Linked DNA regions of Homo sapiens: region 2 is linked to region 1. A link is a contact called in ENCODE Hi-C or POLR2A ChIA-PET data. All regions are on one chromosome and are shown on one strand. The core of a region is the stretch at or near the end of the contact, and the rest is flanking DNA. Distances in the headings are between cores, read along the strand shown.

What was found. Hi-C counts contacts between places; a loop is a spot of excess contacts on that map. ChIA-PET counts read pairs that join two places held with the same protein, here RNA polymerase II (POLR2A). Pooled maps may share reads with other maps.
Region 2: a loop to region 1 is called in a map of Caco-2, with 3 times the contacts of the local background. The contact joins two enhancer-like sites. A Hi-C loop is called at or near these places in 3 of 168 maps with a recorded cell type or tissue (Caco-2, DLD1 and K562), 1 of 37 single-sample maps with no recorded cell type and 2 of 50 pooled maps. POLR2A ChIA-PET finds 5 or more read pairs at or near these places in 1 of 52 experiments (HEK293T).

Annotation. Positions count from the first base shown.
Region 1 is chr2:126,994,875-127,001,357 of GRCh38, reverse strand. No RefSeq gene overlaps it. Among named protein-coding and RNA genes, the nearest start is that of TEX51, 99 kb to the right of the region's middle. Within about 2 kb of position 3,982, at least 6 of the 41 ENCODE cell types and tissues checked have a DNase peak (open chromatin) inside an H3K27ac peak, as active enhancers do.
Region 2 is chr2:127,043,046-127,049,528 of GRCh38, reverse strand. BIN1 (bridging integrator 1) reads left to right here. Exons shown (of 19, transcript NM_139343.3): 19 at 896-1,497. The coding sequence ends at 1,003. Among named protein-coding and RNA genes, the nearest start is that of BIN1, 61 kb to the left of the region's middle. Within about 2 kb of position 3,673, at least 4 of the 41 ENCODE cell types and tissues checked have a DNase peak (open chromatin) inside an H3K27ac peak, as active enhancers do.

The DNA of each region.
Region 1 (6,483 bases), core at 2,733-5,232:
CAAACTCCTGACCTCAGGTGATCCTCCCGCTTCTGCCTCTCAAAGTACTGGGATTACAGGCCAGTAGCATAGTCATTTATTATCATTATCAGTTGTTATGTACTGTACATAATTGTATGTGCTAATCTTTTCTATGACCGGCAGTGTGGCAGGTTTATTTACACCAGCATCACCACAAATACATGAGTAATGCGTTTCGCTATGACTTTACAATGGGTATGATGTCACTTTGTGACAGGAATTTTTCAGCTCCATTATAATCTTATGAGGCCACCGTTGTATGGGCAGTTTGTTGTTGACTGAAACATGCAGTACCTGACTGTGGAGTCTTGCAGATGACTGTGGAGTCATGTTGAGATGAGATCATACTGGATTAGCATAGGCCCTAATCCAATGGCTGGTGTCCTTATAAAAAGACAGAAATGTGGATATAGAGACTCAGGAAAGAAGGCCATATCATGTTAGAGGCAGAATTGGAGTGATGCGACTGCCTGCCAAGGAATGCCAAGGGTTGCTGGCAACCAGCTGGAAGAGGCAAGGAAGGATCTTTTCCTAGAGCCTTTGGAGGGAGCATGGCCCTGCTGTCACCTTGATTTCAGACTTTTGGCCTCCAGAACTGGACTGTGGAAAATTATATAAATTTTTTGTTTTTGAAAAGGCAGCATCTTGCTATATTGCCTAGGATGGTCTTGAACTCCTGGCATCAAGTGATCCTCCTGCCTTGGCCTCCCAAAATGCTGGGATTATAGGCATGAGCCACTGTGCCTGGCCAATGCCATGCTTTCTTAATTGTCATCTGTGATGATTAATTTTATGTCAACTTGGCTAGGCCATGGTGCTCAGATATTTGGTTATTTTTCTGGATGTTTCTGTCAACATGTTTTTAAAGATGAGATGAACACGTAAACCGGTGGTCTTCAAGTAATGCAAATTACCTTCCCTAATGTGGGTGGGCCTCACCCAATCAGTTGAAGGACTTAATATAGAGCAAAGACTGACTTCCTCTAAGAAAGAAGGAATTCCGTCAGCAAACTTTCCTTTGGACTCAACTGTAACTCTTCCTTGAGTATCCAGCCTGCCAGCTCTAGATTTTGTAGATTTTGAAGTTACCAAGCTTCCACAATAAACCTCTCTCTCTACATAGACACATTCTGCTGGCTTTGCTGGAGAATCTTGAGTAATACAACATCATTTTATAATGTTGCGATAGCTGTAGAGCAAGTCAATTCACCTTTTTCTTTTGAAAAAAGTGCCATGGTTTATCTGAGTCCTTTGCATTTTTATTGATTTAGGTCTTCTTCATTTTTCCTCAACAATGCTTTGTGGTTTTCAATGGCAGAGGTCTTGCACATCTTCCCTCCCTCCTTACAAACATCTCAGCCACTCTAAAGATCTGTTGTGGTCTTAGGACCCAACAGCGAGCTCCCTGAGAAGATAAAGACTAACTTTTCTCCTCTGCATCCCTAGTACCTAACACAGGCTTGACCCAGCTAATATTTGGGTAACAAATATTTCTTGTGTAGTGTAATTAATTTTATTATTCATGTAGAGGGTGACTTTTTTCAGTGGTCCGCCAAAGGATTAATAATGCAGCAGTGAATCATCAAACATGTCCTGAACACCCATCGCAGGCAAGGATGCTCACTGAGCACATCCTCTTATTTTGTTATGTGACTCTCCCCAGCATGGGCACCAGCCCCAGCTGACAGCGTCTCTGGGTTCCCAGCATTGGGCATTGCTCATTCCTGGCATCAGGTGCATCCTGTGATGCAGCTTGCACACAGTAGCACATGTCTGTGCTGCTTCTCCTGTGGCTCAGTGACTCTCCCCAGAGGAGAACCACTTCAGATAGGAGGCAACAGGCCCCGAGACACCCCTGCCCAAGCTGTATTCCAGAATTCCTGTGTCTCAGGACTACCTGGATCCCAGGTTGCCTGCCAACCCAGGCCTACCCACCACACCCCATCACTTCCCTCTGGCGTCCCTCTTGTTCGCTCTGTGTAAAACTCAATTTGCCTCTTGATGGATATGAATAATTAGAACCCTCCAGCATGAATAATTCTAGGCAAATTAATTTTCATGCCAATCAGGGAAAATTAATTGGCTTCATGATGTTTCATATTTTCCAGGAGGGGCTCCCCAGCTGCTGCCCCCACCTCTTCTCAGCCTTGGGCTCTTCTTCCCCAGCACTTTGGAGAATATTGCTTGTTAGTTTTATTGTTTGTTTGTTTGTTTGTTTTTTAATGGTTTCTGCAGGCAACAATGTTAAATTCCTTGCAGCTAAATGACCTATTTAACAAGCATGATAAAAACATCCCTTAGAACCATTCCTGGCTAAGTAAGATCCAGCTGGTCCTTTATAGCCCAATTTCTTTTTTAACCTTTTTATTTGCTATTGTGGAATATAAACACATATAGGGAAGTGTATGAAAGATCTAAATACACAACCTAATGAATTATTATAAAGGAAACAGATGTCTTCTCCTGTTCTGTGGCTTATCCTTGCTCACTCTTAGTGATCTTTTTTGATGAAACAAATTCTGAATCTTAATATAGGCAAACATATCAATCTTTTCCTCTATGCTCTGGTTAAAAATATGTTTGAAAATAAAGTATTTACCTTGCACTTTATGAGAAGTGCATAAATATGTTTGAAAATAAAGTGTTTACCTTGCACTTTATGAGAATGTAGTTCATTCTCATTTTTTTCCAAAACAGAAAAGTACACACACACACACACACACACACACACACTTACAAGAGTTTAAAAGTAGTTGCAGCTATCATGACATGTTGCTCTTAATCATTTCATATGAGTGATAACAATATGAGTGATAACAATACCATTGTCACACCTAAGAAAATGAACAAATGTCTAATATTGTCAAACATCCAGTACTTACCCACATTTCCCTAATTATTCCCAAAATGTATTTGATATATGTAGGAGGATTAGTTTGCCTCCTCTTAAATTTCATATGAATGGAATTTACTGTGTATGTTATTTTGTGTTTGTTTTTGCTCATCATTATAACTGAGCAATTTATCCATATTATTGCATGCGTGTAGTTCATTTTTGTTCATTGCTATGTTATTCCATTGTATGAATATGCCATAAATTATATATCCCATCTACCGTTTCTTTCTTTTTTCTTTTTTTTTGAGATAGAGATTTGCTCTGTTGCCCAGGCTGGAGTGCAATTGTTCCTGGATCAAACTGAGGGTCAGGCTGCTATTTCTTGTGGCCCAATAACAAGGTGCAGATAAACTGGGGAGGAAGAGAATTTATATTTCTGCAACCAGTTACAGGGAGAAGACTTGGAAATTATCGCCAGACCAACTCAAAATTATAGTTTTCCAGAGCTTATATATACCTTTTAAGTTATATGTCTATGTGTAAGTGTGCATTCACCTAAAGACATAAGTGATTAACTTCTTTTAATCCACAACTAAGGTCTGAGTCCTGAAGACCTTCCTCTGGAGCCTCAGTAAATTTACTTAATCTCAATGGGTCCAGGTGCTGGGGTGATTACCCTTATCTTGTCTCCTGCTAAATCACAGAGGTTTGGGGAGTTCCTTCAGACCCTCAATAAACTTGTTTGTGGAGGCCTGGGGAGTTTCTTCAGACCCACAGTAAAACTTGTTTAATCCTAAATGGGTTCTATTAAGAATTCCTCTATTATTTTGTTATGCTTTAGGGCCCAGGAAAGGCCTAGGCAAACTCTTGATGGGCTTTTGTTACATCACAGCCTTTGTGTAAGAGCACTGGCTTTATTTATTTATTATACTTTAAGTTGTAGGATACATGTGTAGAACGTGCACGTTTATTACATAGGTATACATGTGCCACGGCGGTTTGCTGCACCCATCAACCTGTCATCTAGGTTTTAAGCTCCGCATGTATTAGGTATTTGTCCTAATGCTATCCCTCCCCTTGGCTCCCTCCCCGCGACAGGCCCCAGTGTGTGATGTTCCCCTCCCTGTGTCCACGTGTTCCCGCTGTTCAACTCCCACTTATGAGTGAGAACATGCCATGTTTGGTTTTCTGTTCCTGGAGCACTGGCTTTTAATATTTAACTTAACCACTCAGTACTGAAACAGTTATTATGGAGGCCTGCGTTAGTGACACCTGGCCTGCCACACAGTGGCGTGATCTTGGCTCACTGCAACCTCTGCCTCCCGGGTTCAAGCAATTCTTGTGCCTCAGAGTAGCTGGGATTACAGACATGCACCACCAAGCCCGGCTAATATTTTTTTGCATTTTTAGTAGAGGTGGGGTTTCGCCATGTTGGTCAGGCTGGTCTTGGACTCCTGACCTCAAGTGATCTGCCTACTTGAGGTCCTCGGCCTCCCAAATTGCTGAAATTACAGGCGTGAGCCACTGCACCTGGCCCCATCTACTGTTGATGGTGTAATCATTCACTCTGCAGTTAAACTGAACTTGGGTCCACTTGCCTGGTGCAGCAAGCCAAACATTGACACTGAGATTTGCAGTGAGAGAAAGAAAGGTATTTACTTTAGGGTGACAAGCAAAGAGAGTTGGGTAGCTAACGCTTAAGACCTGAGCTTCCAGAAGGCTTACATGTAAGGGTTTTTAAAGGCAGGGAGAGAGAGGTTACAGGCAAAGTCATAAGTCAACACATGGAGGCCATACATTTGTTTGGCCCCAAAAGGCAAGCTATCTTGAAGCGGAGGCTTGCAGGTCATAGGTGGATTCAGAGATTCTTTAATTTGCAATTGGTTAAGGAAGTGAGGCTTTATCTAAAACTTGAGGTCAGCAGAAAGAAATGTTAAAGTTTGGTCTATGAGAATGATTCTTTCCAGGCTCCTCTGGAAGAAATTTAGAACAAAGACTGGTGGTCATGTTAGAGCAGGCAGATAGCCAGACATGAACAGGAGAGGAGAGCTCCTGAAAAAAGGGAGGTCTGGAAAATCTCACCCCTCAGGGACCACCTGAAACAGGCATGATAGATACAAGTAGAGAGGAGGGGGAATACCTATACAGGAAGGCATGCCCATTAAGATGCCCACTAATCATTCACTCTGCAGTTAATGTGTCCGAATGTAGCTAGATGCATGCTGATAAGGGGAAGAGGGCAGAGAAGGAAATTCCTAAGAGATAACATAGATACAGTAAGTATAGATCTGAGTACTATACAGCCTTCCTGGGGTGGCAGTAATGAGCGATGCAGCCGTCAAATAGGATTCGTACCCAACACTGGGACACATGCATGTGCACCAACTAATAGTAAGGGAGGGTCCCACAAGCCTGGGGTGAGAACTAGGCAGGCAAAGGATGGAGACTTAAGGCAGAAGTAGGAAAACTAGGCAAAGAAAAACAGCAGAGACTTAAGACAGAGGCAGGAACTTCAGAAAAGACTCCAACATCATAAAAACCCAGTGCAGAACTCTCAAGCTGCTGCTGGCTCACTCCCTTTAGCAGCCCACTCTGCCTGATCTTTGCAGTGTACTTCCCCTTAAATAACTGTCTGCTCTCTAGTGTCCTTCAGTAAATCAGTCACTTGGCAGAGTGCTTCCTCCGAGTGAGACAAAGAACTGAGGATTCCTGCACTTCCTGGTAACAGTTGGAGTTCAGTCCCCCATTCCCACTTGCCTGACAGTGGTTGGCATTTTCCATCTGGTGGGGGTCTGGGTTTCTGAAAAAGCAACTCAGAGACACATGTCAAGATGTTATCTTTAGTTTCTATAGGGAACCAAACACCTTGTAACTCTAGCTCACTTGAGTAGATACCGTTTAAGCTGTGATTACCTGCTTGCTTCTCAGGTTGTTCATTCACTTCTCAAGCCTAGATAGGTACCTGGAATTTCCCTGGAAGGGACTGAAGAGTTTTTTGTTATTTCCATGCTTTGGGGGCCTGGAAGGCCCCTAAGAGGGGTTTCTGCTCTGTCCCAGTGGATAATTGGCTTGTCTCCCATTTATGAATAAAATCTCTATGAAGGGCCTTTTTTTTTTTTTCTTGAGACAGAGTCTCACTATGTCGCCCAGGTTGGAGTGAAGTGGCGTGATCTCGGCTCACTGCAGACTCTGCCTCCCGGGTTCAAGCAATTCTCCTGCCTCAGCCTCCAGAGTAGCTGGGATTACAGGCACCCACCACTATGCTTGGCTAATTTTTGAATTTTTAGTAGAGATAAGGTTTCACCGTGTTGGCCGTGCTGGTCTCAAACTCCTGACCTCAGGTGATCTGCCCGCCTTGGCCTCCCAAAGTGCTGGGATTACAGGCGTGAGCCACCACGCCCGGCCTGAAGGGTCCTTTACATTACCATTAGCGAACAAACTCTGAAGTGGAATTGCTGGGTCATAAGGTATACGTGCTTATCTTCATTGAAATTCCTGCCAGCAGTATATAAGAGTTTCAGTTACACCATGTGTTTGCTAAAATTTGGTATTGTCAGTTCCTTTAATTTCACCTTGACTGGGGGTATGGCGGTATGTTGTGACGATTTTAATTTTCATTTTTCTTA
Region 2 (6,483 bases), core at 2,424-4,923, 48 kb before region 1:
GGGTGACAGTGGGTCTGCCTGGGTCTTGGATGAGGCCGACCCTACTGGGGGTCCTGGGCTGGGATGTAGGGGTACCAGGTACTTATTGAGGTCCGGGGCAGGAGGCCTGAGTGATGAGGACCTTGTGGGCCTGGCACTGATTTGGCCCTTTCTCCTAAGCCCCCAGGTCTTCATGGACCTCCTAGTGGGCCAGCCCTGGCTGGGTAGGATTTCAAGCAGACTGCTACCCAGAGCCCACAGTGAGAATTGGCCTGGGGCTGCTGGAGGGGGCTCAGATAGGGCATGAGTAGGGTCTGTGACCAGGCTGACAATGACACAGAGGGAAATAACAAAGACCCAGGTAGGCCCCAGGCACAGCCCAGCTGCAGGGGCAGCCTCGGCCCAGCCACTGGCAGGAGTGGATGGCCATACGGCTCCCCGTGACCCACCTGGGGCCAGGGGCCTGTCAGCACTCCCAGAGAAGGCCCTGCGGGTGTCAGGATTGAAGCAAAGGGCAAGTCGAAGTTGGAGGGACTGGTGGGATGGCCCCAAGTCCCTCTAGAACTTGTAACTTGTTGTCACTCCCAAAACTTTCTGGGGTTGTTTGAGAAGCCTGGAATCCTGGAAGGGCTGATGTGCACATCATGCATGCAGTGGGACTCATCAAAACCAGCCACGAATGGTTAGATCCACCTGCGGACGACAGGCTGGCTCCTGTGGTGCCTCTGGGCAGGAGCCTCAGCCAGCAGCATCAGGGAGTGCTGCCTGGAGGAGGTGTTCTCAAGGTGGGCTTGGCAGGCTGAGGCACCAACAGCAGGAGGAGGGGCCGTCTTCCCAGCAGGTTGGAGTGGGATGCGTGCCCTGTGGGGTGGAGCCCCTTGCTCATCCCTGTGCGACCTGGTGCTCTGCCCCTCAGGATGAAGGCTGGCTCATGGGCGTGAAGGAGAGCGACTGGAACCAGCACAAGGAGCTGGAGAAGTGCCGTGGCGTCTTCCCCGAGAACTTCACTGAGAGGGTCCCATGACGGCGGGGCCCAGGCAGCCTCCGGGCGTGTGAAGAACACCTCCTCCCGAAAAATGTGTGGTTCTTTTTTTTGTTTTGTTTTCGTTTTTCATCTTTTGAAGAGCAAAGGGAAATCAAGAGGAGACCCCCAGGCAGAGGGGCGTTCTCCCAAAGATTAGGTCGTTTTCCAAAGAGCCGCGTCCCGGCAAGTCCGGCGGAATTCACCAGTGTTCCTGAAGCTGCTGTGTCCTCTAGTTGAGTTTCTGGCGCCCCTGCCTGTGCCCGCATGTGTGCCTGGCCGCAGGGCGGGGCTGGGGGCTGCCGAGCCACCATGCTTGCCTGAAGCTTCGGCCGCGCCACCCGGGCAAGGGTCCTCTTTTCCTGGCAGCTGCTGTGGGTGGGGCCCAGACACCAGCCTAGCCTGGCTCTGCCCCGCAGACGGTCTGTGTGCTGTTTGAAAATAAATCTTAGTGTTCAAAACAAAATGAAACAAAAAAAAAATGATAAAAACTCTCAGAAAACGTGTGTGTATTTGTTCTCCCTCTTCTTGTCCGTGAGTGCGGATGGAACCGTGTTATCTGTGGCTTTCTTACTGAGATGGTCTGCCCCCGAAGGCCCGCTGCCCTGGGCTGGTGCACCACAGGGCTTCAGCCCCTGTCCCCTGGGGTTCTTAGGGGTGGTCAGCTGGAGGTCAGGGACTGGGGGCTTGGGTGAAGGGGCTTGGCGAGCCATCTCTGTCCGAGAAATCTGCTGAGTGCTATCCTAAGTGACCTTTTTATTTTATTTTGTTTCATTGTTTTGAGACAGAGTTTTGCTCTTGTCGCCCAGGCTAGAGTGCAATGGCGAGACCTTGGCTCACTGCAACCTCCCGCTCCTGGGTTCCATCGATTATCCTGCCTCAGCCTCCTGAGTAGCTGGGATTACAGGCGTGAGCCACCACACCCGGCTAATTTTATATTTTTAGTAGAGATGGGGTTTCACCATGTTGGCCAGGCTGGTCGCAAACTCCTGACCTCAGGTGATCCACCTGCCTTGGACTCCCAAAGTGTTGGGATTACAGGCATGAGCCACCACACTCAGTGACCTTATTTAATACGCAAGAGAACCTGTGGTTCAGGTACCAGGACTCCCTTTCACAGATGAGGAAGCTGAGGCCCACGGAGGTCCAGTTACCGGCAGGTGAGTGATGGCACTGGACTGTGGGTCTGAGCACTTGACCCCAGACCAAGGGCAATGCTTGTGTCTGGTGGGGTCTGAAGGGCCTGGGTGGGGGGCAGGCATGCTGGCCTGGCTTGTCCCTCATCTCTTGACCCCTGCTGACCCCGCTCTGGGCGCTTCAGTTCCATCGGCAGACTTGGACAGGTCTGAGCAGCAGCTTTCCAGGAGCTGCGGGGACTGTGCCCATGGGCCCAGGGAGCAGCCTGCACTTCCAGGTGGAAGGAGCTCACGGCTCTCTTTAGTAATAGTTAAAGCTGGTGAGTGAGGTGACTGTCAGAGTCTGAGCTTTATTTTGGGGTAAAGCCCCTGGGCTTTGCTTTAGGTGGCAGGATTGTCATTGCTGTGGCCCTGCCTGGTCCTGTGGGGGGCAGATAGTGTTGGCTCTGCCATCCGTGGCTTCCAGGAGCAGTGGAAGTCATAGCAGTTGGGACAGAGCCTCTTTCTGGTTGCCCCTGCTTGGAGATCTCCCACCTTTCCTACCTTCCTTCACTCCCTCCTTCATCCCTTCCTCCTTGACAGCCTCATTTCCCCTGCCCAAGGTCCATAGTGCATTGTGGGTGGAGCCGGCTTGGAGCCCAGCCCACTTCTGAGCCTGGGTGCACGTGCCCTGGGCTCTGTGAGGTGTGAAGCCACAGTGCCATCATGGGAAGTCTTTGCTTTTATTTCAACCTGAAAATTCAAAACAAAACAAAAAAACAAAAAAACCCACCTCATCTAAAATACATTATCCAGGAGAAAGCATTTAGATTAGGTTTTTGACAATATAAGATTCCAAGATATGTTCCATGGCAGCTTTCAGCTTTACCCCCAGCCCTCGCCGCTGGGGTAAGGAGCGGCCCTGCTCTGTACCACAAGGTCAGGGCCTGCAGGGAGCTTCTTGCCAGAGGGAGCAGGGCCAGGATCGGGGCTGGGGAGCCTGCGGATCCAGAGGGAGGGAGGCCAGGTGTGAGGTTCCCATCCTGCTGGGGAGGGGCAGCGGCCCAAAGTCTGAACTGAGATGTGTGTCTGGGAGCCGGGGAGTCAACTAGGTTCATGGCAGTGCAGGGGGCATTCAGAGCCAGGCAGCGTGAATAAACAGGCCAGTGAGCTGAAGGGCCGGGCAGAGCAGAGGGCCCAGGCCAGGACAGGGTGGAGGAAATAGCAACAGGTGGGGTGAAGGTGGCCCATGGTGGGGGCCGGGAGAGGTGCGGGCTGCTCTCCATGCCTGGCAGCTGGACGTGCAATGTCCCGGAGGGCTTGGCAATCTGGCTTGATTTGGGCTGACGTGGCCACGGAGGCCCAGACCCTGGGCAGGGCTCCTGACTCTCAGAGCAGGCAGGCCGGGCTGTGGGTTCTGGGACCCAACTGAGGCTGGAGGCTCTTGCAGACCCCACACCCTGGGAGGGCCAAGCACGAGCTTGGGAAGAGGCCCACCCTGGGCAGCCCTCTGTGTGGCTCCCCTCCAGCCTCCCGGAGCCAGCGTGTGGCGGGAGTGACAGTGGCGGTTTGGAGCCAGGACTGGAGAGAGGTCTAGGAAGGCCGCCTCTTGTGTGGGGGCTGTGGGGTGGGCTGCAGCAGCCCAGGTGCCTGAGGGAGGGCCAGGCCCTGCATAGAGGCATTCTCATGGCTTCCTGGAAGGTGTGGGCCCCTTTTGAAACCCCATGAAAATCTTTAGAAAATCGGTTTACTTATTTATTACTCTGTGTTACAAACTCATTTGCTGGCAGGAGCAGGATTTTGAGTCATGGGACTTGGCAGCTAAAATTATCACACACACCCCCTGTCAGTGCAAATGGCCCCGAGGCCTCAGGCTCTGCACCAGCTCCGCCGTCAGAGGCTCTCAGAAGTGTCCTTCCGGTGCAGGGAGCGACCCCCTGCTCCCCGCCCTCCTGCCAGCTCCCCGGTCTTCCACCGCGGCCCCAACACTGGCCCTGCTGCTGGCCCGGCCTCTCAGCCCTTGTCCTTGATTGGATATGATAATCATGTTGGTGTCGCTTCTCTCAGTTTTGCTGGCCTGAAGACCCTTGGCCATGCCTCTGGGGTTTTAAATGCCCATACTCCTGGCCTCAGTCACCCCAACACCAGGCCGCATGTGGGGACGTCATGAGGGGTGGCCAAACACTGGGTCCCTCTGCTCAGCAGCTGTGGCTGGCGTGCTGGGTGCTGGGTGGCTGTGGCTCAGGTCCTCCGAGATGCTCTCGGCCTCCTTGGCGCCTGGGCAGCAGCTTCATCTTGGGGCTGAGTAGTTCCGAGTTTGATGCCAGCACACTTCCTTCCGAGAAGCACCCCGGAAAGTATTTGTGTGTGTGTGTGTGTGTGTGTGTGTCATTGAACCCTGAGCCAGTTGCTGTGGCCTGGGGTGGCACTTGCAGATTTGCTTAAGACAAATAGGATCTGGAGCTGGAGGTGGGCTGAACTGGGTGAGGGAGGCATGAACACCTGAATGAAAATCGGGGTGAGGCTTCTGAGGAGAAGGGGAGATAGGTTCTAGGAGCTCAGATCTGGGAATGTGCACTCCACGGTGGCTTCCAGAAAGGGCCCTGAGACTAGGTAGCTTGCCTAGATGGGAACTGCGAGGAGATGTGTGAATGTGTGTGTGAGTGAATATGAATGTAAATGTGTGTGGATGCGTGTGATTGTTAGTGACTGTAAGTGTACATGTGTGACTGTGTGTGAATGAGTGTGTGTGAATGTGTGAGTGTAAATGTGTGAGTGAATGGGTGAATGTGAATATGTATGAGTATAATGTGTGAACATGTGTGTAAATGTGGGAGTGTGAATGTGTGTGAATGGGCAAACGTGAATGTGTGTGCGAATGTGTGTGCATGTGAGTAAATGTATGTGTATGTGAGTGTGAAGGTGTGAGTGTGAATGTGAATGGTCAGAGAATGTGAGTGTGAATGTGTATGGTGAGTGTGAATGTGTGTGCGAGTGTGTGCATGAGAATAGGTGTGAATGTGTGAGTGTCGATGTGTGTGACTGTGAAGGTGTGGGTGTGAGTGTGAATGTGTGTGAATGTGTGTGAAGGTGTGGGTGTGAGGGTGAAGGTGTTGGTGAGGGTGAATGTGTGTGAATGTGAGTGTGAAGGTGTGGGTGTGAGTGTGAATGTGTGTGGAATGTGTGAGTGTGAATGTGAATGTGTGAGTGTGAAGGTGTGTGAATGTGAATGTGAAGATGTGGGTGTGAATGAATGTGTGTGAATGTGTGTGAATGTGTGAGTGTGAAGGTGTGGATGTGAGTGTGAATGTGTGAGTGTGAAAGTGTGGGTGTGAGTGTGAACGTGTGTGAATGTGTGAGTGTGAAGGTGTGAGTGTGAATGTGTGTGAATGTGTGAGTGTGAATGTGTGAATGTGAGTGTGAAGGTGTGGATGTGTGAATGTGTGTGAATGTGTGAGTGTGAATGGTGAGGAGAATGTGAATGCGTGTGTGCATGTGAATAGGTGTGAATGTGTGAGTGTGAATATGTGTGAAAGGGTGAGTGTAAATGTTAGTGTGAATGGGTCAGTGAGTGCGAGTGTGCGTCTGTGTGTAAATGTATGAATGGTTGTGTGTGTGAATGTGTGCACGAGTGTGCGTGCGAATGTGTGCACGTGTGAATGGCTGAGTGAATGGCCAGTGTGCATGGGAATGGGTGAGTGTGAATGGGCGAGTTCACGTGTGACGTTTCTGGGACCCTTGCTTGGTTCACTTTATCCAGCCTATAGCGGGCCTAGGGCAGCGGGAGGGCGGAATGCAGCCGGGCAGGTTTGCTCCTTCGTGTTCCAGGGGAATGCTCACCCGACGGCCCCCGCTCCTGGTCTCAGAAGCTCCTCCGCTGGAGACAGGGTAGACGGCTGAGCCCCTCCTCGGCTGCGCTGTTTGGAGGCTTGTGCGCTGGGGATGTGCTGCATCTGTAGATCCAGTGTCCCAAATGGTGATTCCGTCACTTCCGTATCCATTCATTCATTGGCTGTTCCCCAGGCCCGCACTGAACTACAGAGAAGATTAAAATGCATTCCTCAGTGGACTCGGGACTGCTAGACTAGAGAGGATGGAGGCGGCAGAGCTGAAAAGCTCCCCATTGGGTTCAACGCTCACGACTTGGGCGATGGGATCAACCATACCCCAAACCTCTGCATTACGTAATACACCCGGGTAACAAACCTGCACGTGTCCCCAATTCTAAAAGAAAATTTGAAAAAGAGAAAATAACATCATAAAATGTGGTTCCTACCCATGATGCGTGCACAGCCTGGGGGAGGCAGAGCAGCCACGGCCACAGCGGTGTGTCTGGGTGGTGCGTTTGAGGTTCCGGGGACAGAAGTG